Regions from separate parts of the Mus musculus genome. Here region 1 is linked to region 2. The links are chromatin loops, found by intact Hi-C in ENCODE. Cell type or tissue: heart. All regions are shown on one strand. Each heading gives the region's core, and the rest is flanking DNA. Links, peaks and the distances in the headings are about the cores only.

The links. Peaks named below come from ENCODE experiments on the same cell type or tissue, not always from the same donor. Only the 100,000 strongest peaks of a DNase experiment are listed, where the experiment ranks them.
Region 1: a loop joins it to region 2, with 6 times the contacts of the local background. A loop is called at or near these places in 4 of 42 quality-filtered maps.

Annotation. Positions count from the first base shown.
Region 1 is chr13:60,476,551-60,492,247 of GRCm38, forward strand. A530001N23Rik (a long non-coding RNA gene) reads right to left here. Exons shown (of 6, transcript XR_873556.3): 2 at 11,940-12,017; 3 at 10,650-11,555; 4 at 10,033-10,172; 5 at 8,817-8,989; 6 at 7,371-8,458. Among named protein-coding and RNA genes, the nearest start is that of A530001N23Rik, 24 kb to the right of the region's middle. In heart, for the core only: a CTCF peak has its summit at 10,478 (motif pointing right); DNase peaks (open chromatin) are centred at 9,651 and 12,241.
Region 2 is chr13:60,650,787-60,666,483 of GRCm38, forward strand. The region is part of intron 2 of Dapk1 (death associated protein kinase 1); the gene reads left to right. Among named protein-coding and RNA genes, the nearest start is that of Gm35540, 27 kb to the right of the region's middle. In heart, for the core only: no CTCF peak of the experiment used is centred there; DNase peaks (open chromatin) are centred at 8,995, 9,535 and 10,285; H3K27ac peaks cover 305 bases.

The sequences.
Region 1 (15,697 bases), core at 5,062-13,061, 170 kb before region 2:
GCCCTCTGGGGATGGAGGAGCCTCAAGAAGGAATCTGAAATGCTGAGTGGTGTGTTACCCTTCCTGGGAAGACAAGTTCTGTAGCAGTCACTGAGGCCAATGACACAAGTCCAAAGTGGTGAAAGAATGAGCTTATGGGAGTCGCAGTAGGGAGAAATGCAGACAGATGGATGGAGGTCATTTATAAGAGCACCAAGTGACTCAAAACTTCATCACTGAAAAGTCCCACCCAAGCTTGGATAACGTCTCACACAAACACAACCTCACTGGTGTTCTGCCCCTTCCAACCAGTGTCTTCCATCTCCTGTCTATTTTAGCACCATCCTTGGAGAACAAGACAGGAGTGGTAGCTAGCATCTCAGGTAGGGGCCCATGGACAGCCACATTTGTTTGTGTGTTTGAACTAGTGAATATTAACATTCCCGACACTGACACTGTAGACCCAATGCAATGGTGAGTTGGCATTGCCAACATAACTAGATTTAGAATCATCAGGAAGGTGAAGGACACTTCTGGTGGTGTGTTACCCTTCCTGGGAAGACAACTTCTGGGAGAACGTAGGATCTGTGCAAGGGTTTACTACTTTCTGGTTCCTGATCCACCAAAAGGTGAATGCGATGAAGCTTTATGTTCCCGTCACTACAGATTAGAGAAGGCCCCCCAACATCGACTGCACCCTCAAACCCTGAGCTGAAATAAACCCTTCCTCCCTTTGTCCACAACTGTGAGGAAAACGACATCTTGTGCTTTCACTATATTCTCTGGTTTATTCTGTCACCGTGACTGTGGAGCCGGGTGTCCTGTGCATGTCTACAGCCTCTCTACTCAAGAGGGCTCCTGATACCTAGGGGAGACAGCCTCATTATGACACAAAGGCGGTTGGACACAGGTGCCTCTGGCTTCTTTCTCATCTCTAGCACTTGGAAGGCTTGTAAAAAAAAAATTCAGTGACTTGAAACTATAAAACCTGGATCTTCTTCATACCATAGACTGTACTCATCAGACAGATGTTCCAAGATTCCCAGTGGATGCCCCAAACCTTGAATGCTACCAAACCCTTACATACCAGGTTTCCCTCTATATATACACACATGTACAAAGCTTAAATAGAACAGTACTATCGCCCATTCATGAAACTTACATTAATATGACCCCAGTCTCTTGAAAGAGATAAGACAATATCGGGATGATGAGGACTGCAGACTTGTAAATGAGACAGACCACTGGGCAGCTCCTTCTTTAATTCTTGTGTTTGATTCCTGTGCCTCATGAGAAAAACCGTCATCATCTTTGTTTTACAAAACTGAATGTACCTGCTGCCTGTAACATAATGTTTTAAAGAGTATCTTGTGGCGTGACTCACCTGGCTAATTAACATATATAGTGTGCCTTGTGTTGCTTTCTATTTGTGGCGAGAACATGTAACACACGGGTTCCTTAGCATTTTCCAAGAACACATTACAGAGCTGGGTATGACTCCATGGCAAAACATTTGCTTAGCGTATTCTTAGTTCCAGGGTCAAGAACTGAGAACAGAATGTTGTCCAGGTAAGGTAGTACAAACCCACTAAAGGAGGGCTCCTTCTGGTTACAAGGGGGGCATCTCTGGCCTGCGTGGAGACCTAACATTTCGGTTAGCCTGTGTCAATCACCTAGCCAAGGGACCACCCTTCAGGAAGGCCATGTCACCCCTGGGATTCCCAAGATCCCACCCCTAGCTGCATGTCGCTTTATAAGTCTATCTGCTTTCTGAATCATTCAGAAAATCCTAGCTTCCCCTCCTCATTTCTGTCTCATGTCTTAGGATGCTTTGCCAGCACTTTGGGCTTCTTCAACATTGTGGTCTGCCTTACTCTTTTTCTAAAGCCTCCCTCTCTGCCATGTGGCTGCTTGTCCACATGGCCAACCGTGGTTTTCCCTTTCTCTCCTCAAGTCTTCTCCTCTCTGAAGATGCAGAGGTGACAGCTTGCCTGCTCGAAAGGGATGCTCTCTTAAACCCTGGTAAAACTGTCTCAAAGCCGTATGTGTTCATCCATTCTTAAAGTTTTAAAGGTTTTGAAAACCATGCGCAGGGCTATTTTGCCTGGATCTGTGTCTCTGTCTCACTTCAGCGTTTGGTACGCACAGGGGCTAGAAGAGGGGTCAGAGCCCTTGGAATCTGAGTTACAGACAGTTGTGAGCCATTATACACGTACTGAGACTCAAACCTGGATCCTCAGCTCCCAGTGCTCTTAACCACAGAGCCACTTCCTCGGCCCCCTTTTAAATTATTTTATTAAAGAGACTAAACGCCCCAAAGTACCATCTGGTAACCAAAGAGAGGCTTCCCAAATGCCAGTAACAATAGTTGGACACACCATACTCCTTACCACAGTCTTCGAGTTACCATGCGCAACGGTTCTGTTCACATGTTCACATGTAAGATTTCCATACTCGCCACTGATTTTCTGAACATCGGTGAACTCTAAGGGTATTCCTGAATGTAGTCTGGGAGAAACCGAGTCATCATTACACTTTGACTTTATAATAAGAAATCAAACTTCTGGGGCACCTGCTCTGCAGGACCATCGTCCATCTCCGATTTATAATACTGTTGTCCATAAGATGGGGCCAAAGAGCCACAAAGCGTAACACCCCTCTGGAAGAACCAGGCTGCTTCAAGGGCTAAATCCCTCCATTTTCTGGAAAAAAAAAAATGTGACAGAGATGGGGTGGGGCGGGGTGGGGGACCCCTGAACTTGGCTCCCGTGGGTCTGTCTGTCTTTCCTGTTTCTACCACCCAACTGACAGTCCACAAGGGTGAAAATGGATACGGAAACTGTTTCACCTGGAAGGATTTCTGCCAATTTTTTAAACACAGAGAACCACAGAGAAAGTAAACGAAGAGGCTCCAATGCGCGAACAACTGTCAGTGGTATTTACGAGGGAATAAAGCTCCGGCCATCACAAAAACCCAGATTGCCAGAGCTCTTGATCGCCGGTTTTAATCAAAATGCAGCCAGCTGCCTGTGTTTAATGTTAATTGTGGAGTTCTGTATCTCAGCCAATCACTGCACTTCTGAGCTGGCACCGTGACAAAAACAAGCCAGACACCAAATTCTTATCCTGACTCATTTGGCTGAGGTGGGGTAGGGTGGGGTGGGGAGGGGTGGGGTGTAAATCACTTACAGGTCTGGTCAGTGTTGGTATGAAGGACTTAGCTGGTTTTGTAATGCTAAACAACCTCTATGCCTGACATTTTCTTTCCGTCTTCAAGATGCACCTGCAGTGCAGTTAGAAACCTACAGAACCCGCAGTTCGCACTTCCTGCTACCAAAAGGCCATGTAGCATCTTCGTGAGATAATGTTTTTATGTTGGGGTCCACTATTGCCCAGAGAAGCTGCTTTGCTTTGTAGCTTCCTCTACTCCCTGACCAGTGCCCTGGGTTGTAATTTAGAGAAGTTTCCCTTTTCTCTCAGATTGCTTAACACTCCAAGCACCCAGCCAATCCCCACCCCCACCCCCACCCCCACCCAGCGGGAGGGGTACCTCTGGTCTGGAAGGTAAGCAATGCAGATGAGCTGGAGTGAATGGAAATGTCCAGCAAGAAAAATAGAACCCCTTTCCAACTTCCCACAGTCCTGTCCTCTCTCCTCATCTCCATAAATGGTTGGTGAAATAGATGTCTTCCTGACAGTCTCTAAAGGAGCTGCGGGTTTCTAGAGTTACCTCAGGCACGTGGTGAGTGCACAACGAAACCTTCTACAGCCTTGAGCCGGACTCAAAGAGATCTGACAATGCAAAGACAGTGTCAGTGATTGGCCGCGATGCTTAGCAACTAGTTTGTCCCTCTCTGGTCTTTTACATATAGACTGTAGTTAATATTTAAACAAATGTAAGCAGACCCACGGGTTGATTAAATTAAGTCTTCTCCAGCTCGATTTACATAACTTGCAGTAATCAGAACGGGGAGAGAGAGAAAGTGGAACTGGGCAGAGAGGTACACTTTGCAGTCGTTTGGAATCAGGAGTAATTGCAGCGAGCTTCTAAGTTCTGCTGTTATTGAAGGAAGGCCCAATTGGCTGAGGCTAACTGTAATCTCAAAATATTAACAGATGTGAGTTGCTGAGCTGGCAAGTTAAAGTCTTAGATAAACAAGCAGGAAAATTATAAACAAGAAGAAAGAAAAGCTGGGTTAAAGACCTGAAAACCTCATGGAGATTCACCGTGCCACTGGGTTCTAGCCTAGCCCCCGGAAGTACATTCATTTAGCCAGTGCTAACTTTGTTTTACCGCAGAAGCCGACTCTCTTTAAGACAACCCCCATCACTCCAACCCTGCCTGCATGCCTTTATACAGGACTAATCCACCATACAGGGCAACATCAGACGCCCTGCTGTCTCTTTGCAAATTGGACAGCAGCACACACCTCAGTTGTCTTAAATTGTACCTTTCCAAGCTGTTCCCTGATCACCTGCGGTCTCAGGGACAAGAAAGAAAAGAAGCCACGTGGCGGGCACAGTGCCACTGCCGGCTACTTCATCCCCCCACCCCCAGCTCACAGCGCCCGCGCGCCTCCACTACTTCCCAGGAGTTTCTCAGAAACGGAAACAAAATTAGCCCTAAATGAAGCACCTTGACTGGAGCAAAGAAACAAAGGCCAAAGGTGGAAAGCAGGAAGGATGAAAGCAGCGACTTCACCGGCCTTGGACGGGTTCAGTAGGAGTTTGAGGTTAAGTAGACGTGGATAGTTGATGCAAAAGCTGCTGCACAGTCTTCTCGGTCCTGCAACATTCCGGTCTCCCAGCAACCCCCAGGGGGGCAGCCTTCTCCTCTACAGCTCCTTTACCGCAGGAAAGGGAAGTCTTTCTTAAGGCAGTGGCCAAGAGTTGTGCAAATTGATTTTATAGGTTACCTATCAAAAACTAAAGTTAAGATATTCGACTTTAAGCCAAGCCTAGCTACACAGATCTTTTTCCCCCTCTTTGAATTTTCGAGACAGGGTTTCTCTGTATAGCCCTGGCTGTCCTGGAGCTCACTTTGTAGACCAGGCTGGCCTCGAACTCAGAAATCCGCCTCCCTCTGCCTCCCGAATGCTGGGATTAACACAGATCTTTAATCCCAGCATTTAAGAGAGGAAAGCCGGAGAACCAAGAGCAAGCTGTCAGGGACCTGCGCCCACGTGGGTGCCTCATAATCATTTGTAACTTCGGGGATCCACTGCCTCAGGCTTCGGAAGGCGCCTGCTCTCCTCTCTCTCTCTCTCTCTCTCTCTCTCTCTCTCTCTCTCTCCCTCAGCTCACTGTCCAGGAGGTAAAAAATGATTTGTCAAAATTAGAGCAAAGAAAGAGCTGAAGGGTACTGTAGATCATTAGGTTGAAAACAGGCACACACACACACACACACACACACTGAATTAAAAGTAAAAGGAGTCTTTTCTAAAAGAAAAAACAAGTTCAAGGTCAATTTTATATTTAAAAATTAAAACTTAAAATAATAAGCAACAGGCCTGGAGAAAGGTTGAGCCCTTATTCTTGCAGAGGGCCCAGGTCCAATTCCAATCACCCACGTGATAGCTCCCAACCATAACCATCCATAGCTCTGGTCTCACCCTCTTCTGGCCTCCTCGGGTACTGTATGCACGTGGTGCGCAGGCATATGTGAATGCAAACACTCATACCCATAAAAATAAAATAATCTAAGCAGAAAAACATTTGAGTAAGAAGCAGTAAGTTGGTCCTAGTTTGCATCTCTGTTGCTGTCATAAAACATTGACCAGGAGCATTGTGAGGGGTGCGGAGGACCGGGATATATTTCATTTGCAGCTCACAGTTTATCACCCACCAGGCCGTTTCTGCATCTCCCTGTATTCTCTTTATGCAACTTCTATCTCTCTGTTTATCAATGGAACTTGCCCATGTGGCAGCAACAGAATTTGCATCTGTCATTAGTTCTAACAATAAGCTATTAATGCAAAATTAATTCTATAGTTTGGTCTTCAGGAATGCCTGTGAGTGAGGGGGTTGGGGGCATGGCCGTCGGGGTTACTGTGCTATCAACACTTGGTCCACATTCCTTAAGCCTTCTTTGTTCTGTTTTGGTATGTCTTCCAAAGCAGAAGCCCACCTTCCATCTCCCTTCAGGAAACTCTTAAAAATGTTTCTCTTCTCAAATTTGTCCCCTGCAGCTGCTGGAGAAGAACCAGTGTCCAGCCCTCTTCTCTAGAAAACACATTTCAGCCTTAAAGTTTATGCTAGGCATGAAGGCCTGTGTGGCAGGGCCCTTGGGACAGCCATGCTCATGGGAGCTCTCAGAGGGTCCTCTTTATGCGCTTATACAAAGCTTCTGTCTCCTGGGAACTTCCAAGCACTCTCATCCACCCTCCTTGGAAGTTCAGCTTAGGATCTTGTCCCTGAGAAATCCCTTCAGCGTTCTTCTCGGCTCTTGACACACCAAAGACTACATGGTGTAGCCACAAGAGGCTGCCCCACCTTGGTACCAGTCTGCATGAGCATCAATAGATGCTGTGGTAACCCTCTGCTTTGAGGGTGGGTTGTTATGGGGCCTCAGCCTTTACTATTAACTATACACTAGTGTTTGCATACCTAGTAGGGAGTTCCAGTTCTCACTCCTCTGCCACACAAACTAATTTTGTACATGGATAAAGGGAACACAGACCCCTGCATAGATTTCATGAGGCTCCGGGATAAGGGGATAGAGAAAGAAGAACTATGTTTGAGACCCAGCTTGGGGGTTGCTGACAGGCTGGTTCTATGTATGTCTGGAGAAAAAAACATAAAAAGGAATGAAAATTAGTTAAAGGAGCTGGGAATGGCTAGCTGTGAAGAGTGCTCGCTGTTCTTCAGAAGAGCTGACTCCCCAGCACCCATATCTGAAGGCACACACATCTGTAACTCCAGCTTCGAAGGAGCTGCACACACACACACATAAATAAATAAATACATACATAAATGGTTATTAAATTAATAAAATTTATTTTAAAATATACAACTCAGTATTAACATTCTCTAAGTCATCAAAATAATTTATAATAGTTAAATGCCTCTTAAATATACATGATATCATCTGAAGCTAAAAGTAATATGCACTCTACCAGTTTTTTAAGTCTATTTGGAATATTAAACATGATAGAAGTAGAAAAAAAAATCTCTTATGAAGTCCTTTATGAAAGGAAATTGTGACAGGTTCCTGATTGGACAGAATCCATTCCATCTCTAAGGGGGAATACGCAGTGTAACTGTGGCTTCATAGAATGACCTGGGTAGTGTTCTTTCTGTTTCTATTTTGTGGAATAGTATGAAGAGTATTGGTATTAGGTCTTCTTTGAAGATCAGATAGAACTCTGCACTAAACCCATCTGGTCCTGGGCTTTTTTTTTTTTGGTTGGAAGACTTAATGACTGTTTCTATTATGAAATAATTTTAAAAGACTAAAGGAGATGTAAAATTTTTGTAGCATTATAACAGTCCTGTGGCATTCTTAACACCAGAGAAAAAGAAAAACCTCAAAAATGACCCAAGACTTCCAGTCTAAGAGCTGGCAGTGGTCAGAGCTAATTGGGTGGAGAGGTGAGTTTGTGTAGTGTCAGGGGCCACATGTACTCTCCTGGCAACCAAGGGGCAAATGAAAACAGGGATGCAGATGAAGAGGAATCTAGGACTTGGGTGCTTCTGAACTCCCCAAGTACAGATGCACAGGACCATGGCTACACCAAGCACTCTGAGAAGATCCCAAGCAAGGGACAGATGTGAGAGGACAGTTGTCCCTCTTTTTACAAGGAGTTAGTTGTGAGACCTGGGGGGATAAAACTGGAGGCTGCACCCAAGCTTTTCCTGTCCTGAGCCCTGCAAGCCAGTTCTGGGCAGCTTAGAACACCTCACATGGTGTGAATGTGAATCATGCAGGTGTGAGACACAATGACATGGTTTAGGAAGGCGGTTGGGTTGGTATGGTACCTGACGTGAAAGCATGAGAGTCTGAGTTCAGATTGCGGCACCAATGTCAGGGCCAGGCACAAGTCTGCGGCACAGTGCTGGTGTGGAACCACACGGGTAGGACAGGAAGGGTCCTGAAGCTCAGTGGCCAGCCAAACTTCGCAAACAGACGAGCTCCAGATTCCCTGAGACACCTTGTCTCAGAAAGTAAGGTGGGAATCATGGAGGGAGGCACCTCACATCTACCCCTGGCCTCCACCCTTATGCATCCACACATGTGCACACAAGTATCAAACCACACACACATGACTTCCCAGGGTGGCAAAAACCTGTGTGTTTGCAGCACAGATAGCTATGCCTTTCACACCATGCTTGGCTGAATCTGTGAATGCAGAACTCATGGAGAGGGAGCCAGCTGTCAGAGCAGGTATGATGGCTGCAGCAGGAGCAGCCAAGGCCGTGCAGACTGCCGAGGAGGGCAAGGTCTGCTCAGGGCATGGCTGGTCTGCAGGGCATGTTTGGCCTGTTGAGGGCATGTCTGGTCTGCTCAGGGCATGGCTGACTATTGCCAGCCTTTTAGCTTTAAGCCACTTGTCTTCGCTCAGGTTCTCATCTTTGGGCCGACCTTTTATTCTCTGCTCACTCCATAACCCCTTTTAGATTTCTCACAGCTACCTGTTGTCTGCATCCCACTCAGAATGCCTTCTTCCTTACCCCCTCTGTCCCTGAGCCCAAACTGGAGCAGGCCCTGTCCATTCCTTCTAATCTGGGTAGTCCTAATGGAGTAGCTTGTGAGCAGACACAGGGCTAGTGCTGTTTCTAGTAACAGACACCTACCCTTCCCGGTAGAGGGAAGGGGAAACTTGCACAGATTTACTTACATGCTGCTTCTGGGTGAATGGGGTGCTCAGGAATACTCTTCTGTCCGCTGCATTCAAAGTAGTCATTTGCTCAGAGTGGCTTGTTTTAAGTGGCACGTATTGCTGCTGTGTGGCATCAATGCCGTTTAATTGTGTGCTGCATTGTGACTGAAGAGGTATTGTGCAGGGTGATGCTATGAGGAAATCATGGAAACCCTTAGATGTGTGGGTTAGGGGAGATCCTCCGGCCCCCCAGAGTTATGCTCTCTGGAAGTAGTTCCTGAGTAAAGGACTGTAACTTGAGTTTAGCCCCAGCCCAGCCCTCTCTGCTTCTGGTCTGGTCACTTGATGGTTGTAGCCAGAGTGCCCACCCACCATGAGGTGAATCGGCCCAAGGAAAGTCACAAATCCCTGTCCTCCAAACTACTCGGTAAGTGTACGTTTTCTCCTTCAACCTTAGCAGCCTCATGCGTTCCACGGCAATGACAACACGCTAACTAACACTCTTCTGTGTGCTGTGGAAGGTATCCTGTCTGCAGCCTTGGCCAGCCCAGAGAAAACAGAACTGAGAAGGGTCTGGTGACCTGTTCCCAGCAGCATCAGCAGCCTGTCCTCTCAGAACAGGGGTGTAGTCCTCTCAGAACAGGGGTGTAGGCAGACACTATGCTGCTTCTCTGTGCTTTGGATCCTGGGGGGTGGGTGGAGGGGTCTCAGTTTTGGGTTTTTTGTTTTTTTTTTTTTAACAAGAGAAGCTCTGAGTTCCGTTCTAGAAAGTCACCAGCTTGGCTGTCATTCTTGGGTTGTGTGTTTGGCCAATAACTTAGGCTACACTTGGCCAGCACAGCTCAACCTTTCCTGGAATCTTGTCTTTATCTAGAAGCCAGCAGGACTCCTGGCAGGCATGCAGTATGCATTGGACAAGGCAGATGAAATTGCCTAAGTTTGTCAACAATCCAAGGCTTGCATGGTTGGGGACAGAGGGAGCTGCTGGCTCAGCAGGATGGGTGAACAAGAGTAGGGAAACCTTCCTCACTGCAAGCCTGAGCCCCAGGAGGGCTGAGATGAACTAGACCTGACAAGCACTCAGGTCATGTCTGGACTTGCACAGATGGAATTTTAAGCACATAAAACACTGGAGCGCTGGTGCCAGGAAGCTAGCTTTCATAGCAGAGTTCCATGGGTCCCGCAGCAAAAACAGGAACCCATGAGCCCCGTGCCTCAGCAAAACAATGCCTACCTGTTTCGGCAGCCAGGAAGATGAGGCTCCTTAGAAAACAGCTATGGGGAATGCCAGGGCGGGAGGGCAGGAGTGGGTGGGTGGGGGAGCACCCTAATAGAGGTGGGGAGGGTAGAATAGGGGGTTTCCGAAGGGGAGACCTGGAAAGGGGAAAACATTTGAAATGTAAATAAAGTAAATATCCAATCCACGCCCCCCCCCAAAAAAAAACAGCTATGGAAGCTTTGTGCTGGACAGGAGCATGAAAATAGGAACAGGGACTGACAGGCTGTGTGTGTGTGTGTGTGTGTGTGTGTGTGTGTGTGTGTGTGTGTGTGTACAGGAACCTATACCTATGTGGATACTATAAAGAACACCGGTGTCTTCCTCAGTCATCCTTTCCTATATGCATATAGTATATATTTTTAATTATGTGAAGAAAGGGACAGCCGTATGTGCACACAAGTGCAATGCCTAAAGAGTCCAGAAGAGGACACCAGCGTCCCCTGGAGCTGGAGTTACAGGAGGTTGTGGGCTGACATTTGGTGCTGAGAACTGAAGCAGGATCAACGCTCTTAAATGCTGAGTCCTGGACCTTACTTTCTTAGGCAGAGTTTCTCACTGAACCTGTAACTCACCAGTTTAGCTTTCTGGTTAGCCATTGAGCCCGGGGAAGCCCAGCCTTGCTGGTCCTGCCAGGTCTTGCCAGGTCCTGGTTTGTGCTCTGCCAAATTTTAACTGCGTACAAGAGAGGATTTTTCACTATATTTGTTATACTTGCAAAAACATGAATGCTTTGGGGGATCCCTCTGTCTTCCCTGCTGCTAGCTCTTACCTTCCTGTGGTGGAGACTAGAGATTTCTCTGCGCATTCCTCAGCATTGGCTACAGAAGGGAAGGGAAGAGGCCGAGGGTAACAGGGACCATTGAAGAACCATTTCAGTTAATACTTACGTGATGCTTTGAAAATGTTTCAGAAAGAGTCTAAAAGGCTGCTTGAAGAATCCCAAGTCAATGATCATGCCAGTGTGTGTGATGGTTCATGTTGGTTGTGTCCTGAACAGAATCTACAACCGACAGAGAGCCGGGCCTGTGATCGTGCCTGTCGGGGATAACCTTGACTACATTAACTGAGATAGAAAGACTTGCCCACTGTGGGCAGCGTTATTCCCTGGCTGGGACCCTGGACTGTTCATCCCTCTCTACCTCCTGATTGTAGAGATGATGTTACCGGCTGCTTCAAAATCTGCCTGAGTTTCTCTCGTAATAGACCAGCACAAACCTGTCGGAACTGCTTAACAGGGACAGCAAAGGAAACTGAAACACAGGCCAGTGAGAAGACTCTTCATGTGCTCCGTCTCAGCACAATAGAACCTTCCAGAAGGCCGCTGTGCCAACTGGCTAGCATCCGGAAGGTGCTTCACGTGTAGTCTTCTGTGTCAGGGATGGTTTGACAAGGGAGTACCACTCACCTTGATGTCCTGTCGTGAAGAAGTGGCTCCGTGTGGGGAGGCTGTCAATTGTACCTGGCCTAGGCCACAGACCCTACAATATGACAAAGAGTGAATTACAACTAGTTTATAAAAGAAACCAGACTGGAAAACTCTCCCCACCCAGGCTGCCAGATAGCAGAGCACATGCTAAAACTAGAGTGCACTGTGCTAACGAGCCACAAGCTGGGGATGCTGGGATATAAAAGTCCCAAGCATTTCTATAGTGCTTGTCTTGGAACTGCTGATGTTTCTCCCTGCTTTGGCCCGCTTCCCTCTTTGGACAGAATCTACTAGCAACAGAGAGCTAGGCTCTCTCCTCCCCTTAGTAAGCTTCTGCTTCTACCACTATTCATGTGTTTCTGTCCAGGTCTTTGTCCCTGGGAACACAGGAACCCTGAATCACAGTGAGTTCCCAGGGACTCGGGTTCCCACTCACACAGACAGCGGTGCAGCCAGGCTCCTTCTTCCCTCAGCCAGACGCCACTGACTCTCTTCCTCTTCGCATTAGGAGTTACTATTTTGAAGAAAATCAAACTTATGCTTGTTGGCCAAGTGCCCAGCCTACGCTAACCTTGAATCCATAGGTTGACCCTACTTTAACCCTGGTTAAGTTGCTTCAACTCTGTCTTCCCCTCCAAATATGGTTGCTAAGGTCTGCTCTGTGGACTCAATCCAAGCAGTAAATACAGCGCTGGCTCCTCTCCCCCACGCAGATGGGAGAGGACGCATGGGTTGCTCTGTCAGACCAATGACTCTTAAATTAACCACTCGACAACTGCTGCCCTACTTTAAGTGGAACGCTGCCATCCACCCACACCGTCAACCCTCTGAGGGCAAGCTCAAACCATAGCAAAAGCTCATGAACCAAGAAACGGTGCCTAGTTCCTTTCCCAAAGCTAAGAAAAGGAAAAGAAAAGAAAGAAAGGAAGAAATTACAGGCTTTCTTCCCCCTCCCGCACTTCACAGACTGCACAATGCAGCTCCTCTCCCTCCCTGCTCTTCCAGCTGGGCCCCTGCCTCTGCCCAGGTCTTTGTTTGAGATGTTTCTCATTTTCCCCAAATTGTACCATGTGATACAGTGGGAGAGCAAGAGTGCGGTCCTTTACATCATATTAAATGCCCAGAACAATCTAGAAGACTTAAATTACATGAAAAAGGGATGACCCCAAAAATGCCTAGCCCTGCTTCTACGGAAGGATTTAGGTAGGGACTTCCCTCCAGGGTCTGTCTCATCCTGCAGCACACTGCAGACCAAGGGAGGCTGCGTACAGACTGTGCAGACACCCGGGGGACGGGGGACGGGGCCTCCGGGCACTGGAGGATTTGGTTATACAGAAGCGATTTGTCAGCACCCAAAGCCATCTTTCAGTATCTACCACAAGAGATTCCCCCTAAAGCTATTACACCATTGCCTGGTTATAGATACTAACTTTCTTCCTGGTATTTGGGTAGCCCACATCCCTGAGGGGAGGCGTAGCACCTCACCAACTTCGCATCCTTTATCCCTGCACAGGGCCTGGTGCACTGTGAGCATGCCAACACACTGCACCTTCTCACAATGTTCGCCTGAGGGTGGAGGGGCTGAGCATGGCTGACAGAGAGGATCTCCCACCAGGGAGACTGGGCTTCCTCCTGCCTTAATACTGCATCTTGGTTCTCAACTTCAACTGCTTTGTGTTCCCAAGATGGAATCCTGTTTGAGCACCACCCATCAGTGAGCCCCAGGAACTGCCTGTCCCCATCTTCCAGGCACTCTTTCCACTGCTCCAGATATTTTCAAATGGGTTCTGAGAATTGAACTCAACCTGCTCTCCAAACATTTCCAAATTCCTTCTGTAAACCAGTTTCGAAAGGCTTCTTCATTGTGGCTATCGAAGGCATAAATGTCTCCACACCCGTTTCCTGTGTCAGGTGTGGCTCGTAGCTGGAGCTATAGACATTGTCAGCTACCATATGGGAACTGGTCATGGAAACCCAGGTCCTCCACAAGAACAGTGACTGTTTGTAGTCACTGAACCCTCTCTCCAGTCCTCACATATACAGCATTCTTCAGGGCAAGAGACAATGACCTTGGAGGTAGCTAGAGGTCAGTACACACACTGGGCTTTCTTGGGTTCAACCATCACCCTGGTTTTACCTTCCAAATAGATGACTCCTAGAGACTTCCCGTATCACCACCTGAAGCTTTGCGTAGCCCTCATGGCTGAGATGGGGGCAACACCCCAGTAAGACCAGAAGGTAGAAGCGAACTGCTCATGAGTGTTACGGTCTGATGGGAATGGTGTGGTTTGGACCAGTTAACACCTTCCCTCCTATTTTGTTTCTGCCTTCTAATCAGGAGTTGTCTACGTGAAGCCACGTCTGCCACTATAAGCCAAAAACATGTAACTCATCTTATTTCATGAGTTCGTAACTAGAAAAAAAAATTTTTTTTTTTTTTTTGCCATAGGAATGAATTGTGCCTAGAGTCGCACCCACATCTGATTTAGGTGAAATGCAGAATTTCAAACTTTAAAGTTTCCAAATGGTCAGGCGTTGACACGGGAATTAACTAGGACTTTTGAAAATTGTTGGAATAGATGGAGTGTCTTTGGCTTTCAAGCACATGAATTCGGTGGTGAGGAGGATGGAATATCAGAGACTAAATAAATATCCCCTACTCCTTGTAATTTGTGTGTCAGAGACTCAGCTCCCAATAGGATGGCATAGGAAGGGGTATATTTAAAGGAACCCGAAATCCCCCATTATGGCATATGTGTTTCAATGAAAATTATTCTCATTTGTCTCTGTGACCAGTGCTTAACTGAGCAACTAAATGGGAGAGAGGAATTGGCTCAATGTTTAAAAGACTATCACTCCACTGTGGCAGCAAAGCTCTGGCAGGTAGGCTGTCTCCATCCCTGGCAGCAGGGGCTTGTGCTGCGGCTAATTGCATTCTGGTAGCTCGATCGGGAAGCAGAGAGTGAGAAGGCCGTATCTTTAAGGCCTGACCCCAGTAACCTACTCCTGCCACTGGACCATAATCCCTAAGACTCTACAGCTAAAACCCACCAGCCGGCAATGGAGGGTTCAGACACATGCGCCTGTGGGAGTCTTCATGAGAAGAAGGAATAAGGCAAGGGCACTTCCTTCAGCATGCAAGGACACGATGGAAAGGGGGCCACATGTAAGCAGCATAGAAGCTCCCACTGCCGAGCTAGATCCTTAAGCAGCTTGATTGTGAACGAAGACTAATAAATATCTGTTACTATTCCACTTATTTTATGGTGTTCATTCGTTATGCTCACCTGGGATGAACACAGCTATAGACAGTAACACACAGAAAAATCTCTATCGGAGTGGCTGTAAACCGCCTAAGCAATGTTCTTCCCATTTCAATGGGTTCTACATCTCCCTGAACAGCTTCCTGACTCCTAGCCCAGTGATGTGTGTCTGTGTGCATGCTATAACCCATGCATTGATTGTGAGATTCAAACTAGCAAAACTTCAAGAGGCAACTCTATTTATATTTTCAAAATGGATTTAAAAAAAAATAGGTTAAGGCTTAAGAGCACTTTCTCTTTTGGGGAATTGGAGGGGAAAAAATCTATCTTTACTTTGAAAAGTCCAATACAAAGAAAGTTGCATAGGGGGAGTCAGGGCATCTGCTCCTGTTGAATGACGCATCAGTAAGCTCTCAGTGTCAGTTTGTTTAAATAACTAAGAACTAACTGAAAAGAAAATGAATATTCTGGATTTAGTGGGGTTTGTGAAAAGTTGGGAACAAAGTTGAGTCAGCCCACAGCCACTTCTTGGTCTCCATCGATCTGCTGATCCACAAAGTTGCTGGACAGTCACGTGTGTCTTTCTCATTTCCTCAAGGCAGAAGTCACAGTGTGACAGGTCAAACCACTTTCCCTGTGCACGGCCAGGGAAAGAGACGCATATCCATTTTCTTCAAGAATTTCTAAGAAAGTTCAAAATTGTTGTAGCAAATGCCTGTCCTTCTCCCAGTTTCCACAGGAAAAGTCACCAGCGCTAAATCGACGAGACTTGTGTCACTTCGAGTTTCAAGCTCCAGGACTCTTACCTAACAATGTATGACACCTGTCAGCTCACCAGACAAACAGTCCGAGTGACGGACGGCACAGACGTGGCAGGGGAGAGCCTGTGCAGGAGGGAGGAGGATGTGTGCAGGGAGGAAAGAGAACTCTG
Region 2 (15,697 bases), core at 4,830-12,829:
CTTCATTGATGAGTTACCTTCCTGGACCTGAGTTGTTCTTGAAGAGATAATGGGGGTGGCTTTTCCTTGCCTTGTTCTCAATAAGGTATTAAGAAATAATTTTCCTTATGTTTGTGGAAAGCCAGGCTTGGAGGGTCCTTTGTTCAGTTTTGTGTGAGGGGCAGGTCCTATGGAGTGACGTCCTATGGAATTGGGGTCTGGGTGGGTGGTTCGCCTGCAGCTTTTGCTTGCGCTTCAGAGGCTCCTATCTTCTCGAGCATGGAGAAGAGGAAATCTTGCTTCTCTTCCTGGCTGTCTTGCAGGGGACGGGGGCAGTGGGCAGGGGCTGATGTGGTGACTGGAACTCAGTGACTTTGTTGGTTCTGTGTTTATCAAGCCTCTGGTCTTGGAGGTGTTGCTCAGAGTGAAAGATTCTGGTAGTCTCACATCTGCCCAAGGACAGGCAAGAGTCATTTGAGAAGTCTGGGAGCTCAGAGTGTGGTTGAGCCTGAGGAGAACCTGCGTTTCTGGCTTCTCTACCTTGTTCTGGGTTCCTATATGCTCTGTCTTCCTTGCTCTTCCAAATAAGGTTGTACCATCTTCTTGGAAGTCATACAGATTAAGAAGTTGGAGCTTCAAGTTGATACTGAATCTCGGAAGCTTTTTTCTCTCCAGAAAGTCTTGGAGATTGTTTTATAACACTCACAGGCCATCTTTCTGAAAGGAGCCTCTACTGGGTCCCCAATTGGACCAGGCTGAAAACAAAAATGTAGTCATTTGCACCAGTGTTCATCAACTAAATTCTAAACGGAGGCTGTTTGTCTGACCTTTGGGCAAATCAGGATCAGAGAGAGGGAAGACAAGCAAATGTTGCAAACACATTAGTGTCTGTCATCTTTACAGTGATGCTTTTGCTTTTTAAACACATGAAGGAGGTAGCCAGGGGCCAGGGATGCATTCAATGGGCTAAGTGATTGCTTTGTAAACACCCAATGAGGACCTGACATGGGTTTCCCAGGAACCCATGTCAAAGAGCCATGGTAGCCACCCTTGTAATACAGTCCCAGGGTGCCAGAGACAGGGGGATCCCTAGGGATCACTGGCAAGCCTCCCTGTGGAACTCCAGGCCATCCAGAGACACCGCTTTAAAGAAAAGGGCTGACTGTGAATGTTGCCAGAGTAGCGGGGTTCTCTCTGGCCTCCACATCTCCATCTATATGTACAGCTCCCAAGATGCTTGCCCAGAAAAGCTATCTGCAAAACTCAATCCTGACTGATCACTTATTCTCTGTTCCCTTTGGAATGATCTTTCTGCTTTCGCACTGCTGATCCTACTTTCCTGAACCTCGCTCTTCTGCCGGCTCCTCAGAACGTTTTACGCTGCTTGATTGCAATCTGAAAGGAAGCCTATTGAGACCATTAAACTAAACTGATGTAATTTTGCCCTTTGTTAGGACAGTCTTTGGGTGGTTTCTCTCTCTCTGCAGCAGAGTCCCCATCCCCTCATTGGAAGCATTACTCATTGAGAAGGCTTTTGACAGAAGACAAGTGTCTTGGATGTTGACAGTTCTCGTTTGGTAGCCAGGCGTGTCTTTTCTTGGGTAAGTAGCTAGTGATGCTTCAAGTCTTTCCCTTGTTGACTCAACCACAGTGGATCTTACATTTTATTTTCAATTGTCAAAACCGTGAGGAAGAGCCCAGAGCTCTGACGGTCACTGCTGGCAGTTCTTTCACCTCTCCCCAGCCTTTGAGAGCTTATTCAAGATGGCAGATGGCTTCCCTTGAAGCTTGCAGAACCTCAAAGTGACTGCTGTCTTTTCTACACAATGTCCACCTATCTCGGCCTGTCAGTTGCTTTCCCTGAGGCATCACGGGAAGATGCTAGACACAGCAGATTAAATTCTTTTGGCATGAGCAGGGCGGCATTGCAAAAGTCAAGGGGGGGGGGAATCTACAAACCAATGGGTGGACCTAGAAGAGAGTGGATAATTGATAATGTGCTTCCCACGAATATGTATGTACACACAGAGAGACACATACATGTGTACAGAAAGATACCTGAGCCGTGAGAAGACCTCCCATGCAAACATTCATGTGGAAATGGATGATCCCTAGATATTAGCTGGTCCCTGGTTTTCTCCTGTGTAAATACCTCAAGGTAATTGCAGAGAAGGGTCTGTAATTGAAAGGATTTCTTTTGACAGGGCGGTGGGTTCCTTCATGAACCCCTTCATGCCTCATGGAGGGGCCTGTGAGAGCCATGTGGTGGGAGGGTCAGTTGGGGCCTTCTCTGTGTGGTGCCTTGCTGCCTGTGAATGGACTCCTGATTGGCAGGAGGAGAGGCTAAACCAGACTGTACAGACCCTGGCCGCAGCACCTCTGCCTAGTGGGGGACTCATGGATTCACACTCATTTTAGCTGTTCATTGAAAATTTTTCATACTTGGGGAACTGAAGGTGGTACAGGGTCCCCTCTTCAAGAAGGCCTGGGTTAATTACGATTTTCTGCATATAGCAATGAACAGACCCTCTTCCCTTCTCTCTACTAAATAATAGCCAGCTCTGAGAACCAGGCTGCCAGCCTGAAGTTGGTGCTGTCCAGTCTGATTCACTTGCTCTCTGAACAAGGTGGTGATTTGATGCCGTTCCCCTTATGAGGTTACAACCCAGTTAGCTGAGGTCTCAAGTGAAAAATGTACCGATTTCATCGAAGCTAGTAGATGTCTGGTCTAGCTCAGCCACATAGCACACTGGTCACGTAGGCTTTCTGCTGCCATGCGGTGTGGAGAGAGGGCTTCAAATGGCACACTGATCGTTCAGGAAGAGACAAAAATTAAATATTTGGAATTTGAAGGAAGGTCTGGTCTGGTCCTCCACTCCCACCAAGTTCTTGCCGTTTACACGAACTGGCCTTGAGCTCAGAACAAGCCTTAGCCTCGCGAGTGCTAAGATTATAGGCATGTGTTACCACATGCAGCTGAGGTAAGGATTCTTTTGAATGTAGGTCACTTTTGCACCAGCGTCGAGTTGAAAAGTCCCCAAGTTGGACCCTGGTGAGTGGAGTGTTCATCTTACCTCCTTTGTTTTTCCAGAGAAGAGAGCAAGGCACAGGGAGTCTGTCTGGTACCCAGTCGGGCCTTTTTCTATCAAGAGGCAGGATGGAGCAGTGGGAAGGAAGTGAATATACCAGATAGGATGGCTGTGATAGCATGACTGTATGCAGAGTGTTCTGAAGTTAGAGACTTAGTTCCTTGTGCCTGCTAATCCAGGTGGCTGTGCCAAATATGAAATGTGGCCAGAGCCCCTGAGAAAATGAGTTTCATTTTTATTTTTTAAGGTTCAATCCAGGAGCCCTGCTATGGCGGGTGACTCCCATAGTCTCTGACAGGTCTACACTGTGGGCTGTCTCAGTACTCTCTAGCACCCCACAGAGGTGACCTCAGTGCCTGAAGCCTTGCACTTGGTCAGAGTGACTGAAAAGGTTGAGGATTGCCGAGCCCTGTGGGACACCTGGCTGCTCTGGTGGTGTGAACATCATGGCAATCTCCACAGAAGGAGTGCCACTCCAGGGCTGCTTTGAATCTAGACCAGTAGGCAGTCAGATGTCTGCTGTTCTGGGGTTTGAGAGGCCCTGGCTTGAGGCCTGAAGTCCCATGAAGAGACTCTGTGTGACTTGGCTCAAATGCCTGCCTCAGAGTGAGGCCTGTTTTTCCTGCCTCTGAGCTTTGCTGTTTCTCTGCCCTGCTCAACTGGAGGTCTCAACTCTTCCCTTCTTTCCCCTCATATCTTCTAAAATACATGTGTGTGTGCATGAGCGTGTGTGCATGTGTGTGTATGTATGTGTGTGAGCGTGCATGTGTGTGCATCTGTGTGAGTGTGCATGTGTGTGAGCATGTGTGTGGATGTATGTGTGCATGTGTATGTGTGTATGTGTGTATGTATATACATGAGCATGTGTGTGCATGTTTGTGTGTGAGCATGTGCACATGTGTGAGTGTACGTGTGTGTGCATATGCATGTGTGTGAGCATGTGTGTGTATATGTATGTGTGAGTGTGCATGTGTGGATGTGTGTGCATGTATACATGAGCATATGTGTATGTGTGTGTGCATGTTTGTGGGTGTGTGTGCATATGCATGTGTGTGAGCATGTGTGTGTATATGTATGCATGAGTGTGCATGTGTGGATGTGTGTGTGTATACATGAGCATGTGTATATGTTTTGTGTGTGGGCGTGTGTGCATGTGTGTGTATGTGTGTGTGCATGTGGATGTGTGTGTGTGTATACATGAGCGTGTGTGTGTGTGAGTGTGTGTGCACCTGTGTGCTCATGGTAAGTAGGTATTCTTCCATTCAACATGCCCAGCTCTATTTTTGTGTTTAATTGTGGTGCCATATCACCTAGCTTTAAAGTTCACCACCTTAAACATTCTGAGTATGCATTTCAGTGGTGTGGAATATGTTCACATACGTACAACTCACGTACATACAACTTTGTCTTGGAGAAACTATTAAAGGCTAACTAATTTGGAAACTCCATCGAACAGATTTCCCTCCAACCTGTGATGGCTGCTGTTCTCCTTTGTGCTTCCTCATCTGAAATCGTAAGGTGCCTGTTTCTGTGGCCTATTTGTTTCAATAGGGTGACATTATCAGGCTCAGCCATGGGGTGAACTCCTGCCAGCAGTTTCCCGCCTCTGCTGCTCTAATCTAGTCCACCCATGGATAGCTATCTGGGTGCCCTTCCAGCTTCCTCAATTTATTAATTTCATCTCTGTCTGTCTGTCTATCTGTCTCATCTATCTGTCTATCTCCCTCCTTCCCTCCCCTTCCTCCTTCCCTCCTCCCCCTCTTTCTTTTCCTTCCTCCCTCTCTCCCTCCTTCCTCTCCCTTCCCCCCCCTCCTTCCCTCCCTCCCTCCCTCGTTGGCATTGTGGCTCTTAACCCTGGAAGCCCAGGCTCCTCTGGGTTTCAGCCGAGCCTTAGGATGTCACTAAGAATCCCAGCACCTCACCATGCCTCAGCATGAGCCAGGAAAGAGACGTGGACACACATTGGGCAAAAGGCACATTCCTGTCCCTTTGGCCACCTCAGGTCACCAGCGGGTCTGTCAGGCAGGGTTGCAGGGCACCCTCAGGGCTACCCAGAGAGTGAATTTGGTCTCATTGGTAACAACTTACAAGAACTAACTCAAGGTCCTACAAGACTTATTTTATCATCTGTCCCTCTCAGGACACTTGCCACGGAACCTCCCAGCCCCCATCTAGCCCCATCCCTTTGTGGTCTTAGCCTATCAGCAAGCCTGTAACATATAAATTCTTCCCAGACAAAATCTCATCTATGCACACTGTCACAGATGGCTCTGATAGTCCCCAAGGCCATATCCTTCTCTTTTCCCACTGTTGTGAGGGGAAGGGGCTCAGGGGATGTGGGGGCTGATGTCCACCTGGCTCCTCAGAAACTGGAGGAGCGGCAGGAGGATCCTGCTGGGATGGCACAGTGAGGTCAGAGGGGCCAGTGTAGGTTTCTGAGCCCCTCTCAGATGAGGTCATGGACTCTGGAGGCTTTTGGGGACATGCTCCTAGCTGTAGGGCCAGAGAGAATAAAGCTCACAGTGCCGTGGAGATCGGGCCCTGGAGACCTCAGATGGAAGGCAAAGAGTCAGAGGTTTCGTTCCGGGGGGAGAGTAGGTGTCTTGACACCGAGTGCCATGGGACTTGGGCCAGGCATGAGCCTGGGGTAGGAGTCCAGGGTTTCTAGAGTCCCTAGGAAGTTCCTCCTGTGGAACAGGACTGTAATAACTTGTTAACATGGATAGCCGAGGAATGACCCCAACTGAGGACTAGACCTGGCAGTGCTGTTTAACTGAGTCAGTTGGAAGGCTCATGGAAGGTGAAGAACTTGGTGTGTCATGGTGGTCTGCCTTACATACTCCAGGACCTTCTGACAGCTTGCTGTGACAAAAGGATTTTATGTGACTTCTCGCACCTAAGGCAAGCAAGGAAATAGAAGGAAAAGTGATTATGGAAGCATGGAGTGTGTATTTACTACCATTTAAAAAGACATAAAACCGGGCGCCATCTTGTTAAAAGATGCTCTCCTGCCTGCTAGCGTAGAAGCTGAAGATTAGGTGTCCGTTCACTTTAGTTACATTTTTATATAACTATATCAGTGGCAGAATCATGCCACTGGTACAAACAGCCCTTATGTCTAAAGTCCCAAGTCTAGGATTAAAGCCATTGGAAGTCCCACTGGAAATCCTATTAGTGAGCCAGGAAGACTAAGTGAAGAAAGAACTGGCTTTTGAAGTTTTTGTATGGAACCATCACCAACCTTAACACACACACACACACACACACACACACACACATGGGGGAATATGAATATACATGTATACAAAAAAGTCACATGACTACACCCAACCCTGGAGGGGCTAAATTTGCCATCTATAGAGATTTGCCTTGGAGAATTTGAGCTTGTCCCTATAGCCTGGAGGTTGGTGAGTGAGTGGGGGTTTGCCTTGTAACCTGGAGTGATTGATCTTGTCCTGTACCCTGGAGGACGTGATCGTGTCTTACACCTTGCCCTTCTGCTGCATCTCAGGCAGTGTCCAGGGGGGAAATTACAGATCCCGCTAAGCCTAGCTCATGCAGTAATGGCGCGTCAGCCATCCAAATTTGGAAGCCAGTTAGCTGCTGTTGCAAAGTAAAAGCCGTTTGCTGCCTCTTAAGAATGAAGAATGACTTAAAGAGGGTTCTTCTCAGACATGCTGACCGTCTTTGCTTTCTGATGGAACGTAAGCTGAGTGCTGACCTCCATAAACTCCTCTGCTTCCCACCTGACCAATGATGTGATCCAGAGTGAAGGTTCGAGAATGGAAGGTGAGCTGCGGCGGGCCGGAACCTCAGAGCAGAAGCTCTTCTCTATGAGTCATTAGCTTTCTATTCTCTCCTCTTAAATCATTTTAATTTTTGAGACAATGTCCCATTCTGTAGCCCAGGCTAGGCTGGAACTACTTATATAGCCCAGGTTGGCCTGGAACTACTTATGTAGGCCAAACTGGCCTGGAACTCACACATCTGCCTCTCTGCCTCCTGAGTGCTGGGATTTGAAGTGTGTACCACTCTGGTTTTTAAAAAAGATATTTATTTATTTATTTATTTATTTATTTATATTAGATATTTTCTTTATATACATTTCAAATGCTATCCTGAAAGTTCCCTATACCCTCCCTCGCCCTGATCCCCTCCCTACCCACCCACTCCTGCTTCTTGGCCCTGGCATTCCCCTGTACTGGGGCATTTAAAGTTTGTAATACCAAGGGGCCTCTCTTCCCAATGGTGGCTGACTAGGCCATCTTCTGCTACATATGAGCTAGAGATATGAGCTCTGGGGATACTAGTTAGTTCATATTGTTGTTCCACCTATAGGGTTGCAGACCACTTCAGCTCCTTGGGTGTTTTCTCTAGCTTCTCCATTGGGAACCCTGTGTTCCATCTTATAGATGACTGTGAGCATCCACTTCCTTATTTGCCAGGCACTGGCATAGCCTCATATGAGACAGCTATAACAGGGTCCTTTCAGCAAAATCTTTCTGGCATATGCAATAGTGTCTGGGTTTGGTGGCTGATTATGGGATGGATCCCCGGGTGGGGTAGTCTCTGGATAGTCCATCCTTTCGTCTTAGCTCCAAACTTTGTAACTCCTTTCACGGGTACTTTGTTCCCTATTCTAAGGAGGAATGAAGTATCCACCCATTGGTCTTCCCTCTTCTTGATTTTCTTGTGCTTTGCAAATTGTATCTTGGGTGTTCTATGTTTCTGAACTAATAGCCACTTCTCAGTGAGTGCATATCTAATGACTTCTTTTGTGATTGGGTTACCTCCGTCAGGATGATATCCTCCAGATACATCCATTTGTCCAAGAATTTTTTGTTTTGTTTTTAAATGACACAAGGCATTTTAAAATGATGACAGCAGTATCCGCAGTCTTGAGAAGGCACATCATCCCAGAAGTGAGCAGTCCTGGGGCATGTACCGACGAGTGACTTGTGGATGAGTCTAATCAACACATTCTTTGCTGGGGCATCTCATTGTGTGTAAATGTATGAATGTGTGTCCCTTAGCTCCTAGTTGCATGCAAATACTGATTATTTATTTATTTATTTATTTATTTTTTATTTATTTTTTATTTATTTATTTAGTGTATATGAGTACACTGTCACTGTCTTCAGACACACCAGAAGAGGGCATCAGATCCCATTACAGATGGTTGTGAGCCACCATGTGGGTGCTGGGGATTGAAATGAGGTCCTCTGGGAGAACAGTCAGTGCTCTTAAGCACTGAGCCATCTCCCCAGCCCCACAAATACTGATTTTTTATCACCTGCCAGGCATCTTGCTGAGCCCTGTCTATGTCTCTATGTCTGAGTGGCTTTCATTGTTGGTTCCAATGAAAGAGGAGCAACCAGCATATCTGCATATCCCAGAGCTGCGCTGAACTCTCTGGATTCCTCCATGTGAACTCGGGGCAGCTTGTGAAAACCGAAGATGGAATTTGTTAGCGCTGGAGAAGTCCCTGGAGTTTTGGTCCTCTGAAGTGCTCTCCTGAGGTACACACTTACAGCAGCATCTCCACGAAGGATGAGCAGTGTGATCAGTATCAGTATCCTAGGTCTTTTGTGGCTCTCAAAAAAAAATTACAGAAACAAACCTTGACTTCAGTGTCACAGAATACAGGACAAGGTCCCGACGTAAGTGCAACTATATAAGGTCAGGACATTGGCGACAGTAGATGTCTCTTATTTCAAAGGAAACAGACTAGGTGGATATGCACAGTGAGATATTTCAAGAATGAAATGGGGCAGTGATTGAATACTCTATCTGAATCCAGGGAGCTCAACCCAGGGCTTTGATAGAAGCTTGGCCTGCATCTCAGCTGAAGTAAGGACTTGGCTTCATTTTGTCACCACACAGAACCAAAGAGTCACAAGGCAGATACTTTGCTATTATAGATGTCAAGAGTCATGGAAAGCTGCCACTAGCCAAAGGCAGAAGGGATAATGCTTTGCCCTTTGTGTTCATAATGGTTTGCTGTCTCCTAGGCAGTGACCCCAAGGGCTCAGTCATTGTCGGAGACCACCACTGACTGGTGGCTTGCATTGTGTCATACAGGGGACTTCCATGGGTGTTGGCATGTCCTTTTAGGGGTCAGTGTGGAAAGATTATGAGTGGATTCCTGTACATTTAACTCCCTGAGTGGATGGGAAAATATCAAGCAAGCCAAGTAATGATAGTTTACAACCCACTGAGGAACGTTCCAGAGTTCATGTGGGTAGTTTACTGAAGATGGAGATGGACTGCTTATGAAATAGAGAGTTTCTTTCAAAACAAGCTATTATGACACTAGAACTGTGTATCTTGGTGAAGCAATTGTGGACAAAGTCATGAGGACAGCATGGGCTTAAGTAGTGCTTGTTGGTCTCTCTTCTCCCATGGGGTGGGTGCCAAGTCAATCTGTAGCTGATTATTGTCTTGAATATGTACTCAAATTAGCTGTGAGCAAGCCATCTGCTGGCTCCCCTAGCCTCTAATGACTGCTGCCGGGCAAGGGAAAGTCCTGCCAGAATGCAAACCATCCACCAAGCTGATAACAGAGAAGAGGGGATGGAGGAGGGGCAAGAAAGAGAGGGTGGTGGGCCTCTGTCTGTCTCCTCTCCTCTAGGTCTTTCCTACTTATTCTTGCAGCTGGAGAAAGACCAGCTGTGCATCAGGAGAACCTGTGTTCAATTGGAGATGCTGGAAGTAACGAAGGGATCTGCCTCAGTTGGAGTGCATTTTGTAGTCCCTTTAGAATCCAATCTCTCTGTCTTCACTGGCGTGCTTGATTTGAGCCCCCAGGGTCTCTATGGATAAGGTTACATCTCGGTTTCTCTGATGGACTTTGGGTGTCTGTGTTATCCCGCCTGGGCGCGCCTCAAGAGTTTGGAGCTGTGCTCTGGAATCTCGTGGGCTAGCAGTTGTTTCCCAAATGCTGCTTCGTCATGCTTAGGGTGCTTGTTCACATTCAGTTCCTGTTAGTACCCATGAATGCCCCAAGAAGTTGACACAGTTCACTGCAAACCAGCACTTTAAAAAAAAACACACAAAGCCTCTAAGGAGGGGGCAGTGTCTGTCTATCCGAGGTCTTAGGGTCAATGAGTAAGCAGATCAGAAAGTGGTGGTTACATATTCAGCTCCTTGGCCTGGGATGGATGGACTCTGCTAAGAATAGTGCTGGTTGAAGCTGAGCAGGAACGAGGCATCCTGTGCCCAGCTACAGAGTACAAAACCACCCACAGAGACAACCATGTCTCCCTTGGCCCTCTTTGCCCATGGTAACAGGGGACAGTATTGCCAGATGCCTGAGTCTTTTGGCAACGCTAGAGTTCTGAGCTTTAAAATACCGAGATTGGACTCAGTTCTCCAAAAACACAGTGGTTCAAGGCTGTGGCTCAAACAAATAGCCCTTCAAGTCTCAAGTTGTAACCAGTGGATGAAAGTGACATGTCCTGATCACTGGGGCCTAATTTCCTTTGAGGCACTTGCGTTTCGAAGATTGCTGAAGTGATTCCGTTCTGAGTTAATGCAGACCCCGGGGAGGTGGGTTATTATGTAAGGTGCCTTCTTAGGTCCACCTTGCTCCCTGCTTTAAGGCATGATGGCTCAAGACACTGGGAAGCTGGGCTGCAGTGTGAGCGCTGAATTACTTTTCCAGGTTAACAGTATTCTTCCCTCTCTATGAAGGGGTCTGAGCACCTCAGGCTGGACGCTATCCCGAAGGGGAAGGCTCCAGACACATATTGTGTCATGTAAGTCATTTTCTGAAAATCTTTCAAAGGTCATTGAGGGCCGTGTGAGCTTTCTACTTTTGTTTTATTAGTGTATCTGCGTGCATGCACATATGTGGGAGTGAGAGGACAGGGAATCCTTGGATTAAACTCATTTCATCAGACTTTTGAGGCAAGCCCTTTGACCCACCGAGCCATCTTGCTCACACACTGTTTAGTAATTCTCAAAAACCGGGCCCTGTTTTAGATTGTAGTTGTAAATCACTTTCTCCCAGGGTGTGAGGGGACTCTCCACAGCGGTGATCTTACTCCAGCCTGGCGTGCACATGGTACTGTCAAAACAAGTAGACTATGAGAGGGGCCTTTTAAGGACCGGAGAACTGGCGATAGAAGAGGGGAGGGGGACAGTCAACTTGCCTCATCTTCAGGATAGGAAACATGTTACTGGGTTTAATAAGGAGCATGGCTCTGATTAGCCACACTGTCTCAGCCAGGCTGCTTGTGGAGCTTTCTGTGAACGTTGTAAGTCACTGCTAGTGGGTCTGGCCTCAGATTTAGATAGACTGGATGAAGTCTGACTTTAAGTTTAATGGTTTCTGTGTATTCGTGTGTCGCATACGCATGTGTACATGATTTTCGGTGAACTTACTTTAAGCCATTTCTAGGGCTAGGGATTGCCAGGCTCAGCGTTTATATGGGTGCTGAGATTATGAGCTCAAGTTCTCACATCTGCGTAGCAAGCACTTTACCCACAAAGCCATCTCCTCAGCTGCTGGGTCATATACATATAACTTCATGCTCATGTGTGATTTTCCCATATGCGTGTCTGTGTACCTTGTGCATGCCTGCTTTCTGTGGAACCAGAGGGGGGTGTTGGATGCTTTTGAACTGAATCCACATGTGGGTGGGTACTCAGAACCAAACACAGGCCCTCTGGAAGAACAGCAGTACTCTAACCACTGAGCCACCTCTCCAGCCTCTTCACTTTCTTTTCAACTTTTACTTTTGAGACAGAGTCTCACGTAACCCAGACTTGCCTTGAACTCTTGATCCTTCTGCCTCTGCTGCCAAGTGCTGGGAATCACAGGAGTGAGCCACCACACCCAGCTCAGGTGCCTGATTTACGCTTCACCGTGAGTCAGACATACCTAGGCAGCTTATTAACCTGAAGATTACTGGCCCTGGGAGCTGAGTCAGAACCTACGGCCCTGGAAACAGTATTCTTAAAAGTCCCTCCTCCAGCCTGATCCAGCTGCTGATTGACTTATCTGCAGCAGCTCGGGTACCTAAATCTACCCGTACAGGTGTGTTATTCACACTTAATAAATAGAAACACTTGGGCTGGGGAGATAGCTCCCTGAATAAAGTGCTTGCAGGGCAGGTTTTCCAACCCACTCATGTAAGTGAACACAGGTATGATGGCAGGCACTTGTGAGCAGCGCTGGGGTGTGGTGACAGGCAGAGCTCTGGAGGTCTCTCTAGCCAAGCAGCCCAGCCAAATTGGCTAGCTTTAGACCAGTGAGAGATTGTTTCAAAGGAAAAGGTGGACGGAGTCTGAAGAATGACACTCCAGGTTGTCTCAGGCTGTCATACACATGTACACATGTGTGTTTGAACCCCACATTTGGGCAGGCACATACAAACATAACCAACACATGTGTGCACACATGCACATTAGCGCCCCCCCTCCCCGCTCTTATGTGTTTGTGATGTTATGTAACTGGGGTTGGTGGGTGGCTATGTAAACCATGCGAGCTTGGAGCTTTCTACAGTACTGCTTCTGTCTACTGAGTGTGGCAGTTCAGCCTTAGAAACGCATGTCTGATAAATGCTTGAGGAGGAAGAGGATTTGGAAACCACTGGTTGTCGGGCTCAAAGCCTGCCATAGCCTGTGTCAGCTGGGGCTCTGGTCTCAGGCTGTGATTTGTGGGAAGGGCTGAGAGAATTACTGTTGGGTCCTGTGTCATTCTAGACACCTCTTCAGCTTTCTCTCTAAGCCAGAAGCCCCCTCTTCCAGGCCATGGGTCTATTTCCTCGCTTCCTGCCTGGAACAAATTATGGAAATGACTCTGCACCTGAGAACTACTTTTCCCCACTGCTTGGTGCATGCATGCATATGTGTGTGTGTGTGTGTGTGTGTGCGCGCGTGCATGCGCTCTTTCTCTCTCTCTCACACACACACACACACACACACACACACACACACACATACACACACACACACCTTGCAAAAACAAATTTCAAGAATACAGTGAGTGCATTCAAAATGCAGGCGTTTCTTCTCTTTAGAGGAATCACTCTAGGTTTTACTTCCAGACTTCTGATGCACATTTTATTTCTGGTAGTGTTAATGTGTGCATTTCTGGATCTTCCTTAGCTAGGACAGCTTAGAGACCTCCCTTGGGCTTGCTTTCCTCACAGCTGTTTACCTCTTATCTCAGGCTCCATGCTGCTGCTGCTGCTGTTCTTTGCATACCTGAGTCACCTGTTAATATTTTCTTTGTTGATAAGGGAAGAGTCCTTGTCTGTTTCAGGAGAGAAGGCCCAAACACGGATGATCAAATGGCACCGGGTCTTAAGGACTTGACCTCATTTTCCCTCTGGTCCCAGTGTGAAGCACACTCCATTCTTGTTTTATTCTTTTCTGCTTGGTTCAGACTCTGTGTGTGATCCTAGCCTGTCTAATTATTAACACAGAGAGAGAGACAGCACAAATTGTTGGGTAGCCAGGGGGTAGAGAAGTCTTGTCTAGGAAACCAAGTTTATCACATCTCTAGTGGCTTTGGTGTTAGGTGGCAGTGTGTGTCATGGCTTACCTCTGGGAATGCCACCTTCCCATTGGGCCGTTGCTCTTTTTAGTTCATCTCATTTACTATGCAAATAAAGAGCTCATCACACGTGGTGTACGTATGACACATGAGCAGACCACTTTTGCTTCCCACAGACATCAGCCTCTGCGCACTTCCCAACGAGAGGAGTTAGCAATGTCAGGGCTGAGATTTAGGCTGCTGACTTCAAATGTTGACTTGCCTGTGCACATGTACGGGTCCTGAGTCCCAGAGTCAGAGGCTGGGAGAGAGCAAGGATACATACAACACTGAGCAAGGGTCTCTGAGGTTTTATTTTCCTCATCTAAAGTGTCATGTTCTCGGTTTGCTTTTGTTGCTTACATGGCGCACTGACCCCTAAACATGCTGATAAGGGAAGAATAGGTAAGAGAACACTCCCAGGGTTCCTCTTAGTTTCAGTGAAGCACACTGGAACACGAGCCTTCTGTTTGCCGTTGAAAGTTTAGCACTTGAATTTCAGGTTGGACTGTCCGGCACATGAAGGAAGACGCAACACCTCATGCCAATGCCTGTTTTCTGTAGGCCCCAGAATAGAAGGCATTGTGCCTTCGGTACACACGCATCCAAAGCCAACAGTGACTTAATTGTACCCTGAGAACAAAAGCCGCTACTTGGGTCAAGATGGGGCAACTTAAGACTTTTCTTTCTGCAAAATCAGTGGCTGGGAACACCAGCGCAAACATCTCAACTGTTGCTGGTATTTGCTTGTGAAATTCTGATCCATGGCATGGTGTATTCTAGAACTTAAAGTGTTGCGTGCGTGTGTGCATGTGGGCGTGTGTGCTGGTGTGAGAGCATTTGTCTAGCATGTGGGGAGTCTGGTCCTGAGTTCAATCCCAGTATTGCAAAAAGAAGCACAAATAAATAATTTAGATCTGGGCTGGCAAAATGGCTAAGAGCACTGGCTGCATTTCCAGAGGTCCTGAGTTCAATTCCTAGCAACCACATGGTGGCTCACAACCATCTGTAATGGGATCCAATGCCCTCTTCTGGTGTGTCTGAGAGCTACAGTGTACTCATAAATAAGATAAATAAATAAATCTTTAAAAAAATAATTTAGATCTGGTGTTGTGAGGACCAACTCTGAAGATACACAGAATCTAGTCCTTAAACTTGTCTCCACCCCACCCCCACCACACATGCAGTCAGACATTAGACAGAAGGAGGTTCAAAGTGCAATTGGGCTTTTTCCTGTTGTCCAATCTGCCTCTTTGTGGAAGCTCCGGAGACACAAATTGAGGGTTGTGTGGTGAGGCTGCTCATCTGCCCGCCAGCGCTTCAGTTTGGGTGAAGTCAATTTGAAAGCCTCACACTGTTCGCAAGTATAGCCATCAGCAGGGAGTGTGTGGTCACTCAGGCCAGAACATGGAGCCCCCCAGTGTTTCATCGGACATCTACCACCTTTATCTTTTGTCTCTCCGAGGTTGCCAGATGCCACTGCTGGACCTGGAGGTATAGATGAGATGTTTCTTCTCTGAGAGCTACCCAGCTATTTGTGAACTCCTTCAAAGAGGACCCCAATTCTCATCATTTTCATTTGGGAATTCCCATTTTTCTTGTGCCTTTCAGGATGTCAATCGTGACCAAGAAGATTTCCAGGGTTCTCATTCGTCAGGGGGAGTGGGGCAGAGTTTAGCTTCTCTCTTCCCCATTGGCTCTCCTGCCCCAGTGAATGTAGCAACTAATGATATTCGTATTATGTAAACACAACTGTCATTCATTGACCTTACACATGAGTGTGTACACATGCTGACTGTCACTTTAAGATTCACAATGTGTAGTTTTTGTTTTTAGGGTTTTTTTTTTTTTTTTTTTTTTTGGCTGTTGTGTTTTGTTGTTTGTTTGGTTTGGTTTTGGTTTATTGAGACAGGGTTTCTCTGTGGAGCTCTGGTTGTCCTGGAACTTACTTTGTAAACCAGGTTGCAAAGATCTGCCTGCCTGTGCTGGGATTAAAGGCACGTGCTACCATGGCCTGCAAAAGTTTACTCATTTATGTATATGGGTGCTATGTCTGCAGGTATCCTGCATGCCAGAAGAGGCACCA